Linked DNA regions of Mus musculus: all the other regions are linked to region 2. A link is a loop called in an ENCODE intact Hi-C map of the cell type or tissue named here. Cell type or tissue: heart. All regions are shown on one strand. Region 1 has its middle 58 kb from the start of Gm39163. Region 2 holds the start of Prag1 (PEAK1 related kinase activating pseudokinase 1). Region 3 overlaps Gm38414 (predicted gene, 38414).

What was found. Hi-C counts contacts between places; a loop is a spot of excess contacts. Peaks named below come from ENCODE experiments on the same cell type or tissue, not always from the same donor. Only the 100,000 strongest peaks of a DNase experiment are listed, where the experiment ranks them.
Region 1: it touches region 2 in a loop (2.1-fold over the local background); 3 of 42 quality-filtered maps call a loop at or near these places.
Region 3: a loop joins it to region 2, with 1.9 times the contacts of the local background. A loop is called at or near these places in 5 of 42 quality-filtered maps.

The regions. Positions count from the first base shown.
Region 1 is chr8:36,004,256-36,012,255 of GRCm38, reverse strand. No RefSeq gene overlaps it. Among named protein-coding and RNA genes, the nearest start is that of Gm39163, 58 kb to the left of the region's middle. In heart, no CTCF peak of the experiment used is centred here; no DNase peak of the experiment used is centred here; H3K27ac peaks cover 719 bases.
Region 2 is chr8:36,090,197-36,098,196 of GRCm38, reverse strand. It overlaps Prag1 (PEAK1 related kinase activating pseudokinase 1), which reads right to left and starts at 3,369. Exons shown (of 6, transcript NM_172911.3): 1 at 3,209-3,369. In heart, a CTCF peak has its summit at 3,111; DNase peaks (open chromatin) are centred at 2,666, 3,426 and 4,116; H3K4me3 peaks cover 3,069 bases; H3K27ac peaks cover 3,295 bases.
Region 3 is chr8:36,156,025-36,164,024 of GRCm38, reverse strand. Gm38414 (predicted gene, 38414) reads right to left here. Exons shown (of 4, transcript NR_151736.1): 1 at 7,814-8,000; 2 at 7,617-7,698; 3 at 4,179-4,278; 4 at 2,991-4,094. Among named protein-coding and RNA genes, the nearest start is that of Gm38414, 4.0 kb to the right of the region's middle. In heart, no CTCF peak of the experiment used is centred here; DNase peaks (open chromatin) are centred at 24 and 4,714; H3K4me3 peaks cover 61 bases; H3K27ac peaks cover 2,003 bases.

The sequences.
Region 1 (8,000 bases), 86 kb after region 2:
TGAACTGTTCCGTTTAAAATCCAAACAGTAATGCCTAAACAAAACTTTCATTCTAGAAGCAGAAAGGATGGCAAATAAAACCCTAACACAGGTAAACCAAGCAAGAAGCACCAGAAAAGGAAAGAGCAGCAGCAGCCAAGAAAACAAAATGTCTCTAACTCAGATGATGGCTAAGAGAACACCTTTAGCAAGCCTCAGAGAACCGGGCAAAACCATGCATGATGACAAGTGAAGGCCTTGAAAACTAGAAGAGGGTATGTTTGGTGACTTTGCCTAGAGTAGAATACTAAAAGAGAAAGAAAAACAGAGGAGATAATTTTCTGTGAAGATCCAAATAAATTAATCTTAAAAGATAATATAGGAGCACTCTTACGAAGCACACTCAAGTGCCTCGTGAGGCATTCTCATGCTTGCATGCATGCACACATGCACGCAGATTTGTTTTTAAGTGTCTTACAAATGATGTTTGGTTCAGAACTGTGGCTCCTGAAAACTCTCAAGAGATGCTTCCAATATTTCATTAACTACCCTGAGTGTAAAGATATCGTTCCTAATGCCTTTCATGGATTGCCTTATTTATCATACGGATTAAAGAAATTCATATAAACGGACTCCTGCAACTGATAAGGAAACACCGTAAAGAATACAGACTCAAGATTTATATACAAAGGTATTTTTTTTATTTGTTGGTAATTACCAATTAACAGTTTTCCATAAACAAAACCTATTCTTATTAGAAGAAAAATCCTTAGGAACATTCTAGTAAGAAAAATTTGGGGCTGAAGAGAAAGCTCAGAGGTTATGAATCCTTGCTGTTCTTTCAGAGAAGCAGAGTTTGATTCTTAGCCCTAGGAGACTGGGCAGCTCACCACTGCTTGTAACTCCAGCTCCAGGGGATCTGATGCCTTCTTTAGACTTCCACTGACAACGCCTACCACCCTATCCCTCCCACTCACCCGAGGCGTACACACACACACACACACACACACAAATACAAAATAAATCTTAAAGAAAAGAAAAACTCAGGCCACAAAAGGAAAACTTTATCACTCACAAAAGGCAGACTTGATTGAGTAAGCTGACAGCCCGAGCTCCCGAATACAATGTTTAGGCATCCTCTGATCCCTCTAAAGCTCTGGGCTTCGTCTCTTGCCAAGCTAGTCATCTGCGTGGGAGAACCTCCTCTTTATAGAAGGCGGAAGCTCCTCATGTCTAAGAAGTTTGAGGATGGGGTCCAGAGTCCTCTGGGCTGAGCTGTTAGACTGGCTCGGCAGTTTCTCTGGGTGTTGTCGCACCCCACACAGCAAACTGCTTCAGTGTCCTCGAGAAAGCAAAGACCTCTGACTTTTGACAAGTCTCAAATGACATTCTCAGATTTTCTGTTCTCCATCAACTGCATGTTATCCAGAGAGATGCAGCATGGCTCAGAAGCCACCCCCAGGGACAATACGATTGTCTAATAAGAGTTGGGTTGGCTGCCTATCTTCCTTCTCCCTGTCAGGTCAGCTATCTTGAACACTAGTGATGAGTGCAGGCTAAGAAACATTGCAGTTGTAAGGAGTAGAGTTACCTAAGCTTGGAGCAGTCCTGTCACTTCCTGCCCAGAGTCACACTGTCAGCTGCATCCAGGAAATGGCCCCATCCACCTTTGATCATCAGCCCCAGTTGCTGCTCCTCGGATACCAAATCTGACTTTAGAGCCCACTGACTTCAGTTAAAAACACATCAGTGGTGACTTTTTTTTTTCAAATATTCAGGGACAGGTTCTCAGGAGCTAACCCAGCGGACCTAGAACTTATTTATCATCATCCTCCTGCCTCAGCCTCTGGAGTGCTAGAGTTGCAGATGTGAGCCTCTGCGCTCAGTTATCACTAATGACTTCAAAACAAAACAAAACAAAACAAAACAAAACAAAACAAATCACAATGCGCTTAGCCTCCATTAGAATTCCTTGGAGACCTCTAAACAGTGGGGATTCAGCGCTAGTACACTGAGAACAAAGGTTTCCTTAGAATGGCTATGTGCAGCTGACCTTTGTTTTGTTGTGTTTTATTGTTTTGTTGTTGTTGTTTGTTCCTTACCAGTTGATCCCCCCTCATGCTTCAAAGTTTTGGGTTCTTCCTCATCTGTTTTCCCCACTTTCTTCTTGAATCCCATCTTGAGCTTTTGTCAAACTGAACATCCACAATATCCTTTTTGGTAAAAGCGTTCATTTACATTTTCATTCCTCCCTTGTACCATGGACAAATCACTTCTGAATAGAGGTCCCTTCCTTGAACCATTTACTCTCAGTTCCTCAGAGTCTTTTCGCCAGCCTGATCTCCCCCAGGCAGCATTTTCTGGGACCAAAGAGGCAGCAGAAGAGAGCCAGAGAGAAGGCCAGGTAGCAAGCGCAGCACGATGCCCCAGGGAACACATGGTTGACCTAAGCAAGGGAAGGGGCCAGCCGGTAAACTGGCAAGTGTCCGGTACCACTGCAGGGAACAGCTGCTAGGCAGCTCTCCTCATTGGGGCCAGGTGGGAGTGCGGACTTACTGGTGCCAGAGCTCTCAATTTTTTAAGGGGAAGCCAGGAATATCTCTGTTATCAGAAGCATAGCCGGCTGCCCAGACCCTGTAAATTCGTCAGCGGAAGATTTGGAAACCTGTAAGAGATAATTACTCACTGCTGCTTGAATCTTTGAGCTCCAAGAACACTGCTATCACCCACCTGGGGAACGCCTCCCTCCCACCCCCTCCATCCCCAAACAAAGAAAGCAGATGGAAGCCCAATCAATAGCTTTCTCAGCACCCCTACTCTTGTCCTCTCTTCTAACCAAACCCCCTTCCTCATCCCTCCCCGCTTCCATTCAGTCCTACATTCATCACCCACCCCATTCCCGTCCATACTTTTCCCCAGAATGCACTTCGTGGCAACAGCTGGCATCCTGTAGAGACTGTGTCTGGGCATAGTGTTAAGTCCTTGACGAGCTCTCTCGGGGAGTCCTCATGCTGACCACGACAGCTAGATGACAAGACTGAGCAAGTAAACACACAAAATGCCCAAAAGGTATTGCTCCCCCCCCCCCGAAACTTGAAATTAACTGAGCATGAAGAGTTTTGTCAGGTGGCCCTGCTCAGGATAGGAAAGTGAGTTCTTTGGAGATGGGCCAAAGTTACTCCACTAGGAAATAGGTATGAGGAATGGTAACCCAAAACTCTTGCTTACTTACCAGGTATATGGAGAAAAAGTTGAATCTTGATTGAACAAAGCAATTATAAGAAATATTTATCAGGCATCCTGAGGAATTCGAACAGAGTACATAACTGATAACATTGAAAAAATAAAGATGAAGATGGAACTGTTATTCTTTTTTTTCTTCCAAAATTCTTGTTTTACTCCTTAGAGATACGGAAACAAGTTGAGATATTTACAAATGAAACCATATGACCTGAGGGAGGTATGCCTTAAGAGCACCACCAAGTACAAGTGAGATTGGCTGTAAACTCACCTCTGGTGAGCCTGGATGGTGGGTATTCATACCAGTAGCTCATGTTACCTCTCAACCTATACATTCATGCAGATTTTAAATATAGCATGGAGAGTAAAACAACACATCTGTTATATAAATGCAATTTGCAACTAAGAGATATTTTCACGAAACAGATAAATTCCATAAGTCTGCATTGGTCAAAGTCGGGTCCAAGTATTCTTGAGAATTAACATTTTCTTTGGATTAGGTACATGCAATTGTCAAATCTGAGAAACACCAAATGCTACTTGCTGTCAAAAACACATGAGTATAACCAAAATACTCCAAGTATTTAAGGGCATTGTGAAACTTTTTCTTTTTTTCAATGTTAAACACAATCAAGGTTGCCAGGCCCTGGAGTGTGATTGAAATCCTAGAACTCAGGAGCATGGCAAGAAGCTAGCCTGGGCTACCTGACAGGACGTTATCAGAAAAGGGGGTAGGTGGGGAAGATAAAGTGTTTCTGCTATTGTTATTTTTAGATTATTTTTTTCTCTTTTCATTTCTGTAGGTGGGAATGAGGTTTCCAGACCATGCATGTGGACAGACATACATGCTTTTAGTGGGAAAAATCTCAAAGCCTTGCTTTATAAAATAGGGTTGCCCTGTGTAAATGTAAATGTCACTTTGATTTCCTCAGAGGAAGGGAAGAGATAAAAGCTGTACCCGAGCTTTACAAATACTTGGCTTTAACTGAACCCAGAGTATCTCTCTGCCTAGGCCTGGAAGCTTCTAGCCTCTGTCTGCTAACCTGAATCTGTCTGCTAAACCAGGCCTGGAATGTTTCAGCCTCTAAGACTTAACTGCTGAATAAGGTCACTCTTCCTAGCTCCTGCTGAACTCTGGCTGGCTGGTTTGGCTCCTTTCCAAGTTGACTAATTCAAACTGGCTTCTCTCAGCTTCTCACTGAATTGCTCTGCTTGGCCTCTAACTCTAACAATACCTTCTAATCTTCTGCCTTCTCATTCTCTGGCTCCTTTTGTTTTCACCTGTGAGATGTCTCTGTATAGCTGTCCCAGTAAAACTGCGCACACACACTCTCTCTCTGTCTCTCTGTCTCTGTCTCTCTGTCTCTGTCTCTCTGTCTCTCTGTCTCTGTCTCTCTGTCTCTCTCTCAACTTCTCTCTTACGTACCCTCTCTTAACCTTTGCATGTGAGTTGGGGATATCCTATCTCTGACTCATTATGTCAAATCTTAGATGATTCATCATTTCGTCTTCCACTCAATTAGATGTCATTTTCAAAGATGGCTGCTTCCTTCTACAAAATAACTTTACCTTCATTGTTTGGGATTAAAGGTGTTTAATAAGGATGTGTCTGTATTTCAACCAGACCATGCTGTCCTCCGGGGCATGTCTGCATTCCAGCCAGATCACAAAAACCTGGAAGGTCTTTGGATATCATCCCTTGCCAGAGCATCCATGTGGCTGGATTAAAATTCCTCTATAGTCCTGGAAGTATCTTCTGAAGTAGCTTGGCAGGGCTGGGAGAACACCTTATCACCTCAAAGCACAAAACAAAGTGATGATGAAGCTGGTGAGCTCCAATGTATTCCATATGCCAGGAAGAGCTCATTATTGCAACAATTCCTAATAATAGGAGCTGGAGCTGCCCTGTTCACCTGCCAAGAATATGAAAGTGTGTGTGTGTGTGTGTGTGTGTGTGTGTGTCCAGCTTTTAAAAGTAGGAGCCATTTTGTTTTCTAAATGCTTCATATGGTGTGTGTCATAGTTAGGGTTTCTATTGCTGTGATAAACACTGTGACCAGAAGCAGAAGCCACAGAGCAACATTGCTCGCTCCTCTTGACTGTCTCAGTTTGCTTTCTTATATACCCGAGGACTATCTGCCTAGGGATAGCACCACCCACCGTGGGCTGGCCCTCCTTCATCAATCATTAATCAAGAAAATGGCTTATAGATGCCACACAGGACAAACTCACAGAGGAGTTTTCTAAATTAAGATTTCCCCATCCCAGATAAGTCTAAGTTTGTGTCATTGACAATAAACAAACAAACAAGCATCAGCCAGAATAGTGGGCATAAGCAGTGGTCTTGGGGAGGGAAAGAAGGAAGAAGACAAGGAAAAGAAGCATGTGGCTTGGAAAGCAGAGTAGAAAATAAGACAGAAAGTAAACATGGTCATCGATGTCAGGAGGAACAAAGTTATGGGTGATATTTGGTGTCATTTGTGCAGTGGAGAACAAGCCTTCCCAGCAGTGTGCCCCATGTACTGATCTCCCCATCATCAGTGGCCAAACTGGGCCCAGATTACTAGAGACCCATGGCTGGTCATCTTCACTGAGAGGACAGCTTTGTGTGAGATTCCAAAGGAGCTACAGGTGACCTCGGTGTGCCTCACAAACATGGCCATTTTTAGGGTTATGTGATCTCAGTATCAGCCATTAGTGTTTTCATTTTAGACTTTCTCAAAAGCAGCCGATCAGACAAAGAAACTCCAAATAGTCTCTGCTGTCTAGGTAGTGCTTTCTGTAGAAAGGTAACAGGCAATCTGCCCATGTTTCATAGGCAAAGAGTGTGTTGCCATAGGGCTTAATTCATCCTGGGTACAAATGTTGAGGTAGTCATTACATGTGCCATACCCTTCATGGAGTCTTGCCCACTAGATCTGGAATAATCAGAAGCCCACTATACTTGTTTAATCCTATAACATAGACACTAAGAAACAATGTTGTAGTGTTTAGGTATTTGAAAGTACCTTCAACATTTTAGAAGTGTAATAGTGTTTTGAGGAATTAATACATCAGATGGCAGATACCTGATAGGAGAGGGAGAGCTAAGTAGAGAGAGAAAGCCAGCCATTCTCACCCTGAGCCTGTCATACACATTTTCTTAGTCTTTATGGGAAGGGTGGTAGGAAAGATGGCAGGAGTGATTATGAAAGATTAGTCTGATAGCCTTGGGGAAGAAGCAGTAAGAGCTTGGGGGAGGGAGCTGTCCGGGCACTGCCGGGAAAGGAGGCTAGATCATGAGATTAGTGAATCTCTGGAAAGGATATGCAGCCCAGTGAGGTCAGCCTGACCGCTTGCCAGTGCCAGTTTCTCAATCATGATTGAATTTGCAGATGGGCCAGGCACTTCACATCCATTTCAAAGCTTCTCAGACAAGCAAAGAAAAATGAACTCAGTGAGTTAGTCAAGGAGCCCCAAACCAAGTAGGATGGAGCCTGGAATCCACAGCATCTAGAGTTTAACTTAAGCGAAAAAAAGACAGGTTAGGGAATCCTGAACAGAGAGGTTTTGCTCACTGGTGTTACCGTTGAGAGATCTGAGTATAGGTTAGCCACAGTCCATCTCACTCCTGGCTGGATGTAGGGAACCTAGCGTTAGCAGATATATTAACACTAAAGAAAAGCTGGGCTTGTTCAAAGCTTCCTGAGTCCTGGGAAACTACCATAACAGGAGAAAGAGAGGACCTAGTAGGTTCTTAAGTTTAGCAGAAAATAGAGGTAACATATAACAGCCTTTAGCTCCATATTCAGAAGATTCAGTGTGGTCTTCGTTCTGAGATTCATATTGTCTCTCTAATGATAATACCTGAATGAGTCACCTGAAGGTCTTGCTAGAATCTACAACAGTGACTCAGTAGCTGTGTCGACTGGTCTTATGTCAACTTGACTCACAACAAACTAGAGTTATCTGTGTGGAGGGAACCTTAATTGAGAAAATGTTTCTATAAGATCCAGCTGTAAGGCATTTTCTTAATTAGTGATTGATGGAAGAAGACCCAGCCCACTGTGAGTGGTGCCATGCCTAGGCTGGTGTTCCTGGGTTCTAAAAGAAAACAGGAAAAACAAGACATGGGGAGCAAGCAAGTAAGCAGCAACCCTCCATGGCCTCTGCATCAGCTCCTGTCTCCAGGTTCCTGCCCTATTTGAGATTCTGTCCTGACTTTAATGATTAGGGGTGCTATGGAAGTGTAAACCTTGAAAATCAACACTGTCCTTCTCAACTTGTTTTTGGGCATGGTATTCCATCATAGCAATAGTGACCCTAACTAAGACAGCAGCTCTGGAGTAGGTTTGACTGCTACAGTTCTAATGAGCTCTCAGTGGCAATGGCCTTGCTGAAGACTGTGTTCCAGCCAAATTACACAAGCCTAAAATATTCATAGGAAATAGTTTTGGGCTACAGAGAGGTTAAACCCAGTGAGTACACTCGTTTATTCTTGGTCTGGAGTATGGCCAGCTTTAAGTTAAATAATGACTTTTTAGCAGATTGAGAGTCATCATGAAGATAACAAATTCTGTCTGGATGCTGTGTTTCCTTTGAATTTGCCCCAGTAGAGATCAGTCTATAAGCATGATATTTTACGTCTATGTTTGGTTCAGTTAGAATATCAACTTCTTCTTCTTCTTCTTCTTCTTCTTCTTCTTCTTCTTCTTCTTCTTCTTCTTCTTCTTCTTCCTCCTCCTCCTCCTCCTCCTCCTCCTCCTCCTCCTCCCCTCCTCCTCCTTCTTTCCTTCTCCTTC
Region 2 (8,000 bases):
ATCGACACCAAGCTTGCTGTTCTCCAAAGATAAACCAGTTGACTGGACCACCTCACCACACCTTCTTCACCTTGTTCAGGATCCCAGCTAGCTAGCTGTTCCCTGCTTACTCTGCACTGCTCTCTTTTCCTTACTGAGGATGCTTCGGCATCCTGTAGGAGAGTGCTATGGAAGAAAACCTTGTGGAGATCTGGAGATAAGCATGCTCCTGGAACTTAGCAAGCACTGCCCTTGGGGGGCTACGCCACCCCATCGGGTGAGAATTTGCCCGAGGTTAATTCTCTCTAAGCAATCAACAGGACTAACCAGATAGGATCACCCGGGAGCTCCAAAGCTCCCAAGATCATTCCAGACTTCTTGTGGGAAGCACTCCATCTCTCGTCTCCCACACTTACAGACAAGGTGCTTATCCAATGGGTATAGAAGCCAAATGTACCCCTGCTCCAGCCAGTTAATGAGAAAACAGCTTCCACGTTAAGCTAAATGAACACACACACAGTCTTGAGATCTGAATGTTTCTACAGTCAGTATAGGGTCTTTCTTTCCCTTAACGATGCTGGCTAGATTCCTCTCCTCCCAATACACCCAAATAGCCCATTCCTTCTCTATCAGATCTTCCAAAAGAAGTCACAGGCTTTTAACAAGCAGAGGAATCACGCCAGGCTATTTCTCTCTCCTATAGTCACCAGCCTCAGAGAGCTAAATGTTTGCTGCTAAGTTTTATAAGGGGTGCAGTTGCAGGGTGGGAGGCGGAGGGGTGGGGGAGAGTGGGTGGGTGGAGGAAATGTTTTGTTTTAGTCTTCAGAGAAGTTGAGTTTGCCATTCTAAGGGCCAGATTTGTATGGGAAGCCTGACTAGACCTTCCAGGTCACAGCAAAGCCACGTTGCGGGCCCATGTCTACTGTAGGCAAGACTCCAGTGACCCTCAGTGGGCTTTGGGGAGACAGCTGTGTGGGGCTCCTGGGAAGCTAGCTCCAGGGCAGGCTGGGGGAGCTGTGGGGATGACATCCAATGGCTTCCTCAGAGGTTGCTGCACACAGTCACACAGGTCAAATTTGGGGTGGCCTCATCTCATTTCCTCTTTAACAGGCAATCCAGAACACCCAGACACCCCACTTTGTAAGGCTCCTCCCTCCTTTCCATTTTTTTTGTTTGTTTTTGTGTGTGGTTTTTTTTTTCCTTTTTTTTTTTTTTTTTTTTTTTTTTTTTGCCATCAGCTTCTGACAGCCTGGGGAGTTCAGTAGGCTCTTGATTATTGTACTGTACTGCCAGAAGCTACCTTGAGAGCACTCACTCACTCACGGGCACTCCTTTGCTCTCTTCCACAACTCTGACATTTTCCTGCAGGCTGACCACCACATGGGTCACACAACTGCCCAGAAACACAGAGTATCTTTAAGAGAAGTCGCTGAATATGAGTAACAAAGGAAACCCCGGGCTGCCCACTGTCACTGACTCATTGTGTCCTGTTAAAACTGGCTCCTTAGGCTCTGCAAACAGACATTCCCAGCTTGTCTTTGGAGCTAGAGCAGCCCTTCTAGGCCTGGAACTGTCTCCTGTTTGCTTTCAGGGAAAAGATGATGAACTATGCAAATGACTCTCAGAGCAGGAGTAGAGAGAGCCCTGGGTAGTGCCAGCTCTGCACAGCCTGGGAATGGCACCTTCTCACATGCCTACCTCAGAGGGTAGGTGCAGAATTATGCAAATGATCCCATTTCTCAGTGAGAGGCTGCAAGTGTAAGATCAGGAAAAGATCCGCAGCCTTCTTTGTGATCCAAGTCACAATAACAGAGCTTTGCCTCTGCAAACTTCGGGGCGCTACGATTTACAAGGCTGAGCTGTCAGATACACTCCCACCCCCATCTCAAAAAGAATCCGAAGAATCAGGGTGGCCAGATCCTAAGTATTCAGGTCAAAACCCCTCTTATTTGCACCCAAATTTGCTCATGCCTTACTTGATAGAATTCCACAATTTTCCATCTAAATAATATTGCTTCTTGTATTTTACAAAAAAAAAATAATAATGCAACCCCCCAAAGGTATAGTATGTATGGAAAGTATATAGATTAATGCATTATATTCCATTAGCCAGCGTGGTCTAGGGAGAAAGCAGGACATGACTACCCTAACACCCCACCTCACCCCAGCCCCAGCACTGAGGGTATATAATGGTATCTACATATCTTTTTATTTTCTACTTTCTGAGCAATCATAGTAGGAGGAGTGTGGACTTGAAGCCTGCAGTCTGATCCAATAAGGGGAGCAAAGTTCTGAGGGACCCTAGGAAAGCCAACTTGCTTTCTCTGGGGCCTCCTGTCAAATCTCCTCAGAAGGGGCTGTAAGGTAGAGTTGAGAACTGTGATCAGTTAAGCCTTTCCAACCTGAGTCTGAACTGAATCCGTTGCAAAACTCCTCAGCCTTAGACCTTTGGGCTCTACAATAGGCTCTGCAAAACCATGGTTGAGCTTTACCTGGGAGAACAGACACAGTGAGCGAGCGCTGTGGGCTGAGAATTGCTCAGCCGCCTCCATTCGCATTCCCAGGACTCACACACAAGCAGAGATTCTATTTTCCAAGGGTAAGCGTGCTTGCGTGTGCATGTGGGTGCATGTGGGTGTGTGCGCCCGGCTGCAGAGGGGACATCACAAGCAAAGGTTGGGAGCTAGCTCCAGGTATGGAATGATCACCAAGGTTCATCAAACAGATAGCACCTTCCTTCAGAGATCAGCTGCAGCCTAAAGGTGGCTTCCCTGGACCCCCAATTCGTCACCTCCGGGTCTGGCCGGAGCAGCCCGAACGGCCTCTGCCCCTCTGCTCCTTTGACAATACTCACTGCAAAAGGAGCAGTTCCCAACACACAAAACAGAGCAGCCAGACCAGCAAGACCAGTAAAACCATTACAGCAGTCGATCACCCTTCCCGGAACTCCAAGGAAAAGTTTCCCAGTTTCAAAGCGAGCGTTTCTCAAAAGAATTGAAAATACCCCTCCGACTCCCCAGCTTTCCCGTCTCGGAACCTGCACCGAGGGCACAACCCTGAGCACGAGGTCCGGACTCTCCACGCGCTCCGGATCGGTAGCCTGTCACCCCTGGGGACGCCAGCAGGGGCTGGCCCGCCGGGCCACCGCAGCGACTCTGCGAAAGCCCCTGGGCCGCCACGTTCGTCAGACAAAAAGCGGCGGGATCTGGAGAGAGAGTGGTGGGCTCACCTGGGGTCTGCGGTCTCGCAGCCTCGCCGTCGGTGACCCAGCAGTCCGTTGCCCCGCCGGACGCCTCGGAGCATTGTCTTTAGCGTGTCTGCGCGGAGTGCTTGCCCAGCCGCGGGCGGCTGACTTCTGCCTGGGCCCGGCGGCCGGGTGGCAGCTGCGATCGCGGCTCCGCCCCCTCCGCCTCGGGTGACGCCGCCCGCTCCGCTCCCGCCGCACCCCCGCAGTCCTTGCCGCTGCCCCGCGTCTCCACCGGGCCTGCGCGTCCCGCCACTCTGCTCGTCCCCAGTCCAGGAGGGCGGGCGATCGCCCCTGCCCAGGTCCCTAGGAACTCCGCACCGCGCCCCGCCCCCTCGCTCGCCACAGCGAGGCTCCGCCCCCAGCCCGAGCCTTGGCGCCCCTAGACCTGGAGCTGAGCCCCCCAGAGCGTCCCCAGCTCAATCCCAGCTCAGCGCAGTTCTGCTTGGAAGATCTCTGGTGCTCCCAGCTTTCCTTAACCACAATGCACAGATAGGTGTGTCTGTCGGAGTAAATGCATTCTCATCCCTCCACCCAGCCGACCCTAGGAGACCCTGGTAGGGAGGGAGCAAAAGAACGAAACATGGAAGAGAGGGGATCCGGAGTACAATAATAAGATCTAGGGCGGTGGGCTCTGAAAGAGGCGTGAGCGCCTTCACTGCCACGTACTGTTATCCTAGGAGAACCACAAGCCGGCTGGAGCAGGGCTGGCTGAGAGATTTCAGGTCCTGCTCAGCTCCTCATGTCCAGGCCTCTAGCAAATGGCTCAGCACATCTCTTTGAACTTTAGTGTTTTAACAGTGGAATGCAAATGTTGGCCTGGAGGACCGGCCTTCAATCATGCTGGGGCACCCAGGTCCTCCACCTGTGTTTACACCGCTTCCAGTGCGTGAGTCACTGGCTGAGATACAAGGAGTTCAAGATATTGTTCCTCGGGCGAAAAATCTTTTTTAACTCTCAGGAGAGGGCCAGCCAGTCGCCTCCCTTCCTCCAGCTGCCTGAGTAGGACAGACTTGCACCTTGCCCTGGGTGTTCCCTAAGAAGCCAGGCACTGAAGTTACTGCTCAGGGCCAAGCCTGAGTGAAAACGGAATCCTCCCCCGCACCCCCCCCTCAACACATCTGGTTGCTTCCCTTTGCTTTACAGAGGCAGCGCGGTGTTACATCCTTAATCAGGATGATTCCACGGAGAGAAGGAAGGCACCACTCAGACCCTCCCCCTCTTCGCCTTTATGTGGTGTTAACACTGGCAGCGCTATATAGAATATGAAAGAGGAAGAAGACATGTTTTGGATATGTGTGGCTTCTATGTAAGGAGTGCAAAGGGACCATAAGGAGAATTTACTTATCATTCAATGTCCCTCATTACCCATTTAAGTACGGAAAGACTGATAGGAAGGTGAATAGGAGTCGTACTAACATTCATGAAGAACCTACTACGTGCCAGGCAACGTCACAGGGCAGGGTTAGCACATTTGACACAGCATAACACAGGTCCAGAAGGGTCCTATCCTTTGCCAGGGCTCCTCAGGTGAAAAGTGGTAGTGTTGAGATGGGAACCAAGAGCTGCCTGATTCCACCGAGAGTCCACCACATTGCCCTACCAGTCAATCATTTCAACAAGTACATAAGGAAAACTCTGGTGGAACGGCGCCAGCAGCATTACATTCTCCTGAGGGGTCCAGTCTACTTATGAAGACACCAGAGGGGAAAGTGCCAACAAGCAGACAGGTACAAAATGGTTTGCACTGGACAAACACAATCCGGACCCAAGAGGGGCTTTCAGTTCAGTGACACTGGGCCCTCTCATGGGGATTTTGGATCATTCATGGCTCTCAGCATTCAGCTCCCCACATCTTTCAGTCCTCTCCAGGGGGCATAGACACTTCCCAGGATAAATAAAGGCCATGCCAAGCACATAAGAGACACTTCCACACTTTTTACTCTCTTTACCCAATTTATCCTTAATGCACAAAGAACCCAAAGAACACAATAAAGAAGCAAAGTTTGCAACACAGAGAGACCGCTGTGGTTCTATAGCATGGCACAGCAAGTGAAGGGTTAATTTGGAATTTCTGCTCAATAAATGGTTCCCAAATGGTTTGCTGGGCTTACAGGAGATAAATACACAATACTGCCACTGCTGATCCATAACATGGCTTTTTCTTTCCCCTTTTATGCCAGCTATGTGGCAGCAAAAAAGGCTTCAGCCTGCCTAATGAAAAACAAATCTTCAAAAGTGGCAAAGATGTATACAAAATACCACCCACTTGCACAGTGCCTGTCCTGCAGCTGTTCGGTGTGTTATAATTCCCTGTGAAACTGGTAAGCTCGTGCATGTGGTGGACGTTTGGCTTAGACTCGCACCCCGCACCCCGCACCCTGCAATGCAGTGCAATTTGTGTGTGCTCAGCACTTTGCATCTGGCGACTTGCTTTTCATGGTGTTTTCTACTCAGGGATGGAGCTCTTTGATACAGATCAGACCTTTTGTAAGAGCAATTCTCTTGGGTGTTTTAGTGCTTGGGCGCCATTCTGTACAAGAGAGCTGTTAAATTTTAGGAGATTGAGAGACAAGATTGAGACAGGGGTGCTTGGGGGTAAGGTAATGTAGTTTATAACTGAAGAACCAAAGAGGCAGAAGCAAGAAGTGTGTGCCATTAAATTATCCTAAGAAAACCGGAGCCGGGATATTTGAGAGGGCTCAGAGAGCATGTAGACTGGGCTAAAGAATTCTCATGCCCGGTCTTTCTCCATCTGGATGAAACAGAAATGCCTCTCACCTTAATGTCAGAAAGGTGTTCAATTTCAGTCCATTAATATTTATCGAGTTGCTTCTCCTTAGGAAGTTATAGGGAAAAAGTAAGAGACAAATAGAAGCACTCGGAAGGGAATGGAAGTGAGTCAGGTAGGGAGAGAGAGAGAGAGAGAGAGAGAGAGAGAGAGAGAGAGAGAGAGAGAGAGAGAGTTTTCATGGAGGAAGGGGCCTTTGTAATGAGAAAGGTTGCTATTTTGGGACAATGGGGACTTTCCAGACTGAAGGAATGGTATCTCTACAAAGGAATGGATTTGGGAGTGCCCCCCCCCCCCCGACTTCGATGGCAGTCTGGCAGGAGTATGAGGACAAGAGACACAGCACAGTGTAAGGTGACACTGGGTGGAAAGAGCTGGCTTGCCGGTGAGCCAATAAGAAAGCACAGGCATTTCTGCAACAGAGTGATGTCATCTAAGGTGGTTTCTCTTCAGGGTTCCTTGGATCTTGCCTTCCAGGTGGACTAGGAAGTGGGGAAAAAGATTAGAAATAAGAAGCATGACAGTTTCTATCCTGGGTCCAGATGGGAGACAGTGACCTTTGATAGGGACACGGCAAGGAGGTGAGCAAGGACAGCTTCTTTCGAGAGATTCAGACTTGGAGAGAACTGCAGGACTGATTGACCGAGTGCCATATTTACTAGCTTCCTCAATGAAGCATTGGCTGTGTCAAGCTGAAAGTGCACAATGATGAATGTGGAGTTTCTCATGTGAACCTCACCGAACTACTGTGTAGAGGGCATGGAGAATGAAGACAAGGAATTAAAGATTCCTAGCAGATTTCTAATCACAATGTATGGATAGGATGGTAGCATCCTTACTACAAATACGAACGTCAGTGGGATAGAGCTTAGGGGTAGAAAGCCTGCCTGGCAGGCAGGAGAGCCCGCATGCAATCCCCAGTAGCCATGTGGCAGAGACAAGGATGGCACTGAAGTCCTGAGAGGGGTACGGGGAGGCATATCATATAAGGAGGCATATCAATAAGGAACAAAAAACAACACAGAGACATGGAGGGTTGGGGGACACAGCAGCCTAGAATAGACCATGAAAAAGGAACTTTAGCCCCTTTTCCTCCAAACTTTGAAAATCCTGACTGAAGAGAGCCTGTCTGAATAGAAGTCTTTGAAGAATAGAGAGCCATGGAATAGAGAGGGGTAGTCCCAGGAGCTTTGGGCTCAGTTACTTGCATGTGGGGAGAGTTTGGGATAAGCTTCAATTCTTTATCTTTTTATGGATTGCAGTAGAAGGCTGCAGATGATGTCAGAGCAGGAAGAACCCACGTGGACCTGTGGGCTGTCTACCTTGGTCTGGACAGGGATCCACAGGGAGAACAGGCATACCTCATGCACAGCAGGAAAATACTATCGGCCAGGGTGGTGGCTTGACGATGCTTGGGTGTAGTGTCTGTTCACAGCACTAAAACCCTAACTAAGACAGACAGCAAGCCATGAGCAGGGACACTCTGAGAATTGGTCCCAATGTCAGGCCCCAGATGGTGGCATTCAGGGTCTCAAGACCACCATAGAAGAGATGGAGAGTAAGGGAGAGGGGAAGAAAAAGTTCTTCCCCAAAGTTGCTGTGGCAAACTCTCCTGGAGGGAACAGAGCTGGCATCAAGCTGGTGTAGCAGGTAACACACTTGCTGCACAAGGCTGGTGACCTGAGTTTGACCCCTGGAACTCAAGGAAAGTTGGAAGGAGAGATCCACCTTTACAAAGTGTTCTCTGACCTTCACATACCCACCATGGCACTATGCCCATATCAATACATTGTGCACAATACACATATGCCATGCACATCATCATCATCATCATCATCATCATCATCATCATCATCATCATCATCATAATAATAATAATAATAAAGCTGGAGAGATGGCTCAGTGGTTAAGAGCACTGACTGCTCTTCCAAACGTCCTGAGTTCAAATCCCAGCAACCACATAGTGGCTTAGAACCATCGGTAATG
Region 3 (8,000 bases), 66 kb before region 2:
CGGAAGAGTTGGCCACCTGGAAGAGCCAAGGACTCGGGACTCAGCTGGGAAATCCCCCGGGGTGGGGGAATTCTCTGGGAGTCTTTCAATTGGTGGAAGCGCCTTCCCACGGGCACAAGGTGAGAGAGAACCCAGGGAAACCAGAGAGAACAGGAGAACGGTAATGTGGGTAGAGAAAGGGAAAAGGAAGTTGCTGTCAGAGTTGGAAGCTTAGGGGCCAACTCTTGCTAAAATATTAGCTGACCATTCCCAAATAGCCTTGACATCATGCAGGGGAAAAAAAAGCTAGACATAGTCATTCTCAAGAGATATTTCAGGTGAAGTGATAGTAAGAAAAAAAAGGGGGGGGGGACATTCTTCTTTACTGATCTCCGTTATAAATGGTGATGATAGAGGCTCAGAGTGGCCCATCTACTTCAATAACTCTCACTGTAAGTTAAGACTGAGCGAATCCATTTGCAGATAGCTCATCCTGTGCCCCAGGATATGCCCCAAGAAAGAGCCTTCGAGGTGACTACAAACATAGACCACACCCATTTGGATCGCCCCCCCCCCTACCAAAACAGAAGGCAGCATCAGAGAACTAGCCCCCGCCTAGAATCCATGAGAAGGCACCCACTGTGCCCTTGGGACTCCACTGGGGCCAGCTGATGTATAGCAAGTGTCATTATGTCCAGTTCCTTTCCAGGGTGGAGCACAACAGATGACAGAAGAGGAAACCTATAACTTCAACTTAAGCCTTCCATCAAAAGAGCTGCAGTGGTTTAATTTAAGAGAAAAAATAAATTTCTGAATAAATATGTTAATCTGAATTAACTTAGCCTTAATGGGAAATCATGAAATTTTATACATTTCCTTAAAAACCTCATTTTTAAATAACTGGGTTTTTTTTTTGTGATGAATGTTTTGCCTGTTTATTGGTCAGGATTCTCTAGAGTAATAGAACTGGTAGAATAAGAATACACACACACACACACACACACACACACATGTGAGAGAGAGGGGGTAGATTTATAAGAATGACGACATACAGGCTGTGGTCCAGCTAGTCCTATAATGGCTGCCTATGAAAGGAAGATCCGAGAATTCAGTAACTGTTCCATCTGTGAGGTTGGATGTCTCAGCTGCTCTTCAGTGTGTGCTAGAATCCCCCAAAAAAGTCAGCGCTAATGCCAGTGAAGGAATGGGCTTGTTACAAGGTGAGGGCAAGCAGGCCGAGAGCAAAAGCTTCCTTCTTCCATGTTCTATAGGCTTCCAGCCAAAAGCATGGCAGAGATTAGAGGTGGGTTCTCACATCTCCAAAGATCTGTATTCAAGGTGTGTTTTCCCACCTCAATGATTCAGACTAGAAGTAGATATCCCCATTTCAAAGCAAAAGTCCCTCACATGTGTGCCCCATGGTTGGGTTTTGGTTAATTCCAGATTTAGTCAACTTGACAACCAAGAATAGCCATCACAGCGTGCACATGTATATGTATGTGCACCACACGTGTGTCTGATACCTAAAGAGGTCAAAAGAAGATATAATAGCCCCAGGAAATGGAGTTACAGATGGCTGTGAGCCACTATGTGCATGCTAAGAACCAAACTCAGATACCATTTGCGGACAGTGGGTGTTCCTCTCCTGGGGCCCCTGGAGTTGTATTCATGATAAAGTCCTTCACCTTTTATGACAGGAGAGTGTCACTGCTAGGAAGACAGAAGCTGTACCTCTAAAAGAGTCTTAAGAGGGCTGTGAAACTGGAAAATATATAAGCAATTACTTTCCAATGTAACTTCCAGACTGATTTTTTTTAAGCAGAATGATTATGAAAGCCAGGCATATTCCCATGATTACAGTAAGTGATCTGTGAGATAGAAAACTATCTTTTGATCCGGTCATAAGTAGTTGTAAGTAAGCCATGCTTAGGCAGAAACACTGATCAAAGTCTGGAAATTGGCCCTGGGTGCTTTTGACAGCCCCTTCCTATTGTCATCCCAGTCTGAGGTTCTTGGCTCACTACCTCCCTGGCTTCCTCTTTCCCTATTACCCGAAGACATTCATGGAAGAGCTGGGGGTCACAACAGAGGCCAATGATAATAAGAACAAAGAATTTGGAGGTGTGAAGACCAGTAAGACAAAACTTTGGTTAGGAAGGTAAATTAGTTTACCTGTTATTTGTGAAAAAACCAAACCAAACCAAAAATGATTTGTGATATGGAACAGGAAAGTGAAAACGCTTGTATCATTTCTATGACTGTTTCTTATATAGATCACCAGAAATTGGCCCCTTTCACCCACACACCCAATACAGATAAAGGTTTATAAAGTTAAAATAAAAAACAAAACAAAATAAAACAACTTTAACATGCTGCATGCAAGTATGCAGTATTTTATAAAGCCCTGTCTTAGCTAGGGTTTTATTGCTGTGAACAGACACCATGACCAAGGCAACTCTTATAAGGACAACATTTAATTGGTGCTGGGTTACAGGTTCAGAGGTCCAGTCTGTTATTATTAAGGTGGGAACATGGCAGCATCCAGGCAGGCATGGTACAAGAGGAGCTGAGAGTTCTACATCTTCATCTGAAGGCTGCGAGCAGAATACTGGCTTCTAGGCAGCTAGAATGAGGGTTTTAAAGCCCACACCCACAGTGACACACCTACTCCAACAGGGCCACACCTTCTAATTGTGCCACTCCCTGGGCCAAGCATATACAAACGATCACAAGCCCTAAAAAGCTCAGTTAACACCCACTCTGGAAGCCTATTCTATCTACTGTTATGTGTTTACCAGGAGAAAAGAAGGCATACATCTAACTAAACTTTGTGTGTGTGTGTGAGTGCTCCCTGTGAGTGCTCCCGGCCATCTTACCTATTGAAACATTAAACTGGAAGCCACAGAGTTCATCAAAAGATGATGAGGACTGTAACTGTTGCTATCGATGATAGGTTACATACAATGTACTATTCCAAAAGGGAAAAAACAAAAAGCTGCAAGAAAATATTTCAAATGCTTTCTCCATAAGGAAGTAATGGCTGTTTAATGAGATACATTTCCTTAATGTCATTTGATCCCAGCACAATATGCACATGTATCAGATAACTCACGGTACCCAAGTAATGGGCACAATTTGTTTTTGTCTACCAGCTTAAAAAAGAAAAAGTGAATGAACACTGGAAACTATGCTGCATTCATACAATGGACTGTCACCTGATAGTTGAAAGGAAAAAGCCATGGACACACAGAATAATGCATGGAGGCATGCATAGGGTCTGCACAGCTTCAAGCTAGACAGAGTCCAATAGTGAGAAGGGAAATGGATCTAACCCAGAAGTGATCGATAACAATTCATTTTCTTCAATGGAGTCTCACTAGATATATAAGGCACATTTAAGGGCACCCCCACCCCATGCTCAGGAGTAGATGGCGAACACACAAACACAAAACTTGATTTTTTATTTGTTGTTTGTTTGTTTGTTCGTTCCATATTGCTTTGTTAGGGCACCTTTTATCTTAGTTGTCTTTTTCTTGCATATTATATCTTCTGATTCCGTGTTTTTGTGGATTTTGTTTGTATGTGTGTGTTTCTTGTGTTCTGTCAATGTTTTTCTTTCCTTCCATATTTCTGTCTGTCTGTCCTTATTCTGGTTTGTTTTCTAGAGAAAAACAAAGGGAGGGAGAGAGAGATGGGGGAGAGTCAGATGGTTCGGGAGATGGGGGAGGGAAAACCATAATCAGATTACATGGTAGGAATTTTCAATTAAAGATAATAATAAAAGAAAATATGTCACATAAATGCATAGAAATCATAATCATTTTGCCAAATCCAGATACCCATAAACTGTGGGATGGGCAAATGTATTTTGCACTAAGAATACTGAGGTCATGTGGTACCCCACTGAAAGTGTCTGAGGGGTGTCAAAAGGGATTTCAGAAAACTTGCCAAGATTATTACAGCTCTTAATAACTAAACAAAGCCACAGTCTTTATCAACCAAAATAGCCACAACTGCTAAGGCCTCAGAGAACATCAGACAGTCATCTCATTGTGATGCGTGACTGGCAAGACGATCTCCAGGCAAGACATGACGACCTCCAGGGTTGGCATGTTCTACAAACATGAATGAAAATACATTTCCTTAGGAGTCTTCTGGATGCACGAAGTGGTTAAACAGTTAAGATTTGGATATTTTACCTCACGAGTGGTGTCTGTTGTTACTGTTGTTTGTAGTTCAATTCCTAGAACTGACCTAAAAGCTTGATTGTAGAGGCAGGTATCCATTATCCCATTCCTCCTATAACAAGAAGGGAGGTGCAGACAAGAGAATCATCTAGAAGCGTGTGAACTACCAGCTAGTCGGGTACTACCCTGCTCTGTGTCAGAAACAAGACCTTGCCGCAACAAAATGGGCAAGCAAGGGCTCTCCACAAATTGTCCTCTGATCTCCATGTGTGTACTCACCCTCTATCAAGATCTCAGAGTTTGCCAAGCACTGATGTTGCTAACTAGACTCCAGAGATGAGATTAAAGGCCTTCTCAGCCAGCAGGTTCTGCTCCGTTTTGGGAGTCTCCAGTTCTAGGTTCGTGCGTTTGTGCCTATGCACGCATGCTCTGGGGAAGCCGGCCTTCATTGTCTTTACTTCCTCTGACCTTTCTGGGGGATGGCAGCTGGGAAGAACTGGCAGCTGCAACCTTACCCTGCTTAGGCCTGCGAGAGAGTCCACCTCCGGATGCAGAGAAAATTGTCATTCTCAGCCAAAACAAACACTTTCCCATCTGGGAAGGCCACTGAGTGACAAGTGGCTTTTGATGTAGACATCACTGCCCCAGAGAGCTATTTATTTGGAAGCAAGAGGAGGAGGAGGAAGAAGCTTGAGTGCGGGGGAATTGAGCTATCATATCCGTACTTCTGGCAACAGGATCTTCAGGGCTCTGGGCTAAAGAGATTACTCTGGTCCCTTCAAAGTAGTTTCTGAAACCACTCTCTTCCTGTCATAGCTCTCACGTGGCTTTATGGGGGCCCCTGGAATGGTTTGTTTGGGTTTAGCTCGTTGTGACAGACAGGCCTGAAGACCAGAAATGGGAACGAAAGCAGTTAGTCTGAACTCCGCTGCCGACTGCAGTTTAAGGGCACGGGGAGTCCCAGGAAGCCAGAGAAAACCAAATTCCTTTTGTAAAAACGAACAGTGAGGGGCTCTGAAAGAAAGCACAAGTCACTGCCGAGAAATAAAAGTGTGTCTTTTAATGCAAATCCAAATCTGGGGAAACTCATACATGGGTTTTGTTTTCTTGAACTGGGAACGGTCATTTAAAATGACAATATTCCTTTAAAATGACAATATTTAAAGGTTTTGTCTCTGTCTGGTCCAGCATGTCTCTCAGCGTAAAGTTCTGCATTCTGAACTCACCCAGGTTTAGTGGCACCAGGATGGTTATATTTAGGAGAGTTGGGACAGTCTGAGCATAGCCAGGAGCATCCAGCAAGTTCAGCATAGTAATAACACTAAGATTTCCAGCGGAAAAAAATCTCATGGTGTAGATCACAAAGCAGACAGCTTAGACAGCACAAGGATATCTCTCTCTCTCTCTCTCTCTCTCTCTCTCTCTCTCCCCCCCCCCCTCTTTGTTCAGATAGCCTGTTTGGTGGGCAGCAAAATTGTGCATATCGTACATGCCGGGCAAAGAAACCACGTGGTCTCCCATCCTACTTGGAGTCGAACACAGAGAAGCCTGGGGGGGGGGGGGAGGGCAGAGCAGAGATGCTCAGGAAGCTGACTGTGGCATCGAGGCAGTTTGAATTCAGGCTTGCTGCCAAGGGTGTAAGGAAATATAGAAGCAGAGACTGATACAGGGGCTGGCAGGGCTGAGCTATCTCACCCAGCCCACAAGGCTATACAGGGTCTCAGAACAGGAAGAAGGTACAGTGGCAGAACAGGGGCTCCGGTGGAGGAGTCGGTCCAAGAGAGAACTTTGTTTCTTCAAGGTACCAGAGGGAAGGTCATCCGTGAAGTTAGTAGAATCATTAGAAAAACAAAACAAAACAAAACAAAACAAAACAAAACAAAACAAAACGAAAATGGTTCTAATAAAAGTAGCGTGTGAACTGGGCATGGTGCAGCACTTCTATGTTCTCATTGCTTAGTGTTACAGGAAATATTAAAAAATATTTTAAAATATAAAATATTAAAAATAAAATATAAAATATTAACAATAAAAATAGTAAAAATATTTAATATTTTCCATAACAGCTTAGGAGCTGAGTCAGGAGATCATGAGTTCAAGGCCAGCCTGGGCTGTATAACAGGACTTTCTCCTTTCAGAAAGAAGCTTTCCTGGGTATGCTGTCATCTCTCTTGTTCATCTCAGTGCCGTTTGCTTCAGAAAGATAGGTGTTGGCACGACATGCCTAACAAAATATAAAATCTCATCTGAGCTTAATGTTCGGTTGTTATTTTGAGATAGGGTCTTCTCTTCAGTCTAGACTGGCTTTGAACTCATAGCAAGCCTCCTGCCTTAACTCCCTAAATGCTAGGGTCACAGTGTCATCCTTGCAGTGGAAGCTGCCCAAGACGAGAAAAACAAGGAGCAACTTTAGCATGAGGACAGGGGTCTGTGGGTCCTGAGGAGTGTGCTGTCTTGTCAGAAACAACGATGATGCTGGATCTGATTATGGAAGACCTCATCTCTGGCTGAGCCTCACCACTTACCATGGGACTCTCTGGCAATTCAATTCCTCTGGGGCTCATTGTCCCGCTACCATGTAGGGATGCTGTCAGACCAAGGGGGATTGAGGGACACAAAGCACACGAAGGCACTCTGTCCACTGCAAACCTGGTATGGCTTGTGGGGAATCATTTGTTTATCAGTTATCATCTGTAACCATTTGACCGTCAGAGCCGTCCTAACATATTTGTTCTGGGTTGAATCTGAATGCCCTCCTTGAGCATTTTTAAAAATATTTCCCGTAACACTAAGCAATGAGTTCTTTTTTTTTCAACCCTTTGAAACCTGTGGGACTTAGAAGGGGCAACCTGGCTGGCAGAAGTGAGTCACTAGTGGGCCTTTGAAGGCCACCCCTGATGCTGTTTCTGGGCCTGGTTGATCTGTAGCCATAGGAGGAGCTACAGTTTCTGTGCCTTTGTTCCGTTCGTGCCAGACTGAGGCTGTTATGAAACAGTGAGCCAAAGAAATCTCCCCCCACCTCGACTTGTTTCTGTCATAATGATGAGAAAGGCAGCATTTACTTAATACCTACTGTGTCCAAGGCAAGAGGCTAGGGAACTGGGATCGTTGTTTAGGACCTGACCGCACTGTCAGGGCTTACAGTCTACTTAGTGAAATGTTCTGTTTATGGTGAGACAAAAGGATATGTCTCCCAGATCAAGAATAATCCAGAAATGAGATGAATTCAGAGAGAGAAAGAGGTGTTAGCTGTCATTGAACTGAATGCTGAAGGAAGGAAGGCTGAGACGGAATCACATATGTGGTAGGTACATCGGCGCTTAGATGAGCAGAGAGTGGAAGTCAGGCACCCACCCAGACTCTAGGTTTAAATGCTCCCTCCCTTCTTTATCCATCTAACATGGATAACGTTTGTAAACGTTAATTTTTTTTATTAAACTCCAAGCTTACCTGTACAGATTTCTCCACGAAGCAGAGAAAGGCTGTAAGGAGGTGGAATAATATCTCCAATACCAAGACTTGCTTAAGTCTTCTGGAGCAGAGAAGGCAGGTAAACAAGGAAATTATTATTATGTCATTCATAATTCTCCAGTATTCACATCAGACACCAGAGTAAAACCTCTTTTCCTACAACCATAGTAGGTCACCTGTATTAATGAATTCCTGTTTTGGTCCACAGACCGCAGGGGTACTCCAGTGAAAGCTAGACAGACGACGTGAATGTTAGATCATTTTCTGATCACGAAAGGGAGTGGTATCCACTTACAGACACACAGACACCACACATTGTAGCATTCTTTCCCAGGGCTCCCGCATGCTCTTAACAGCACCACA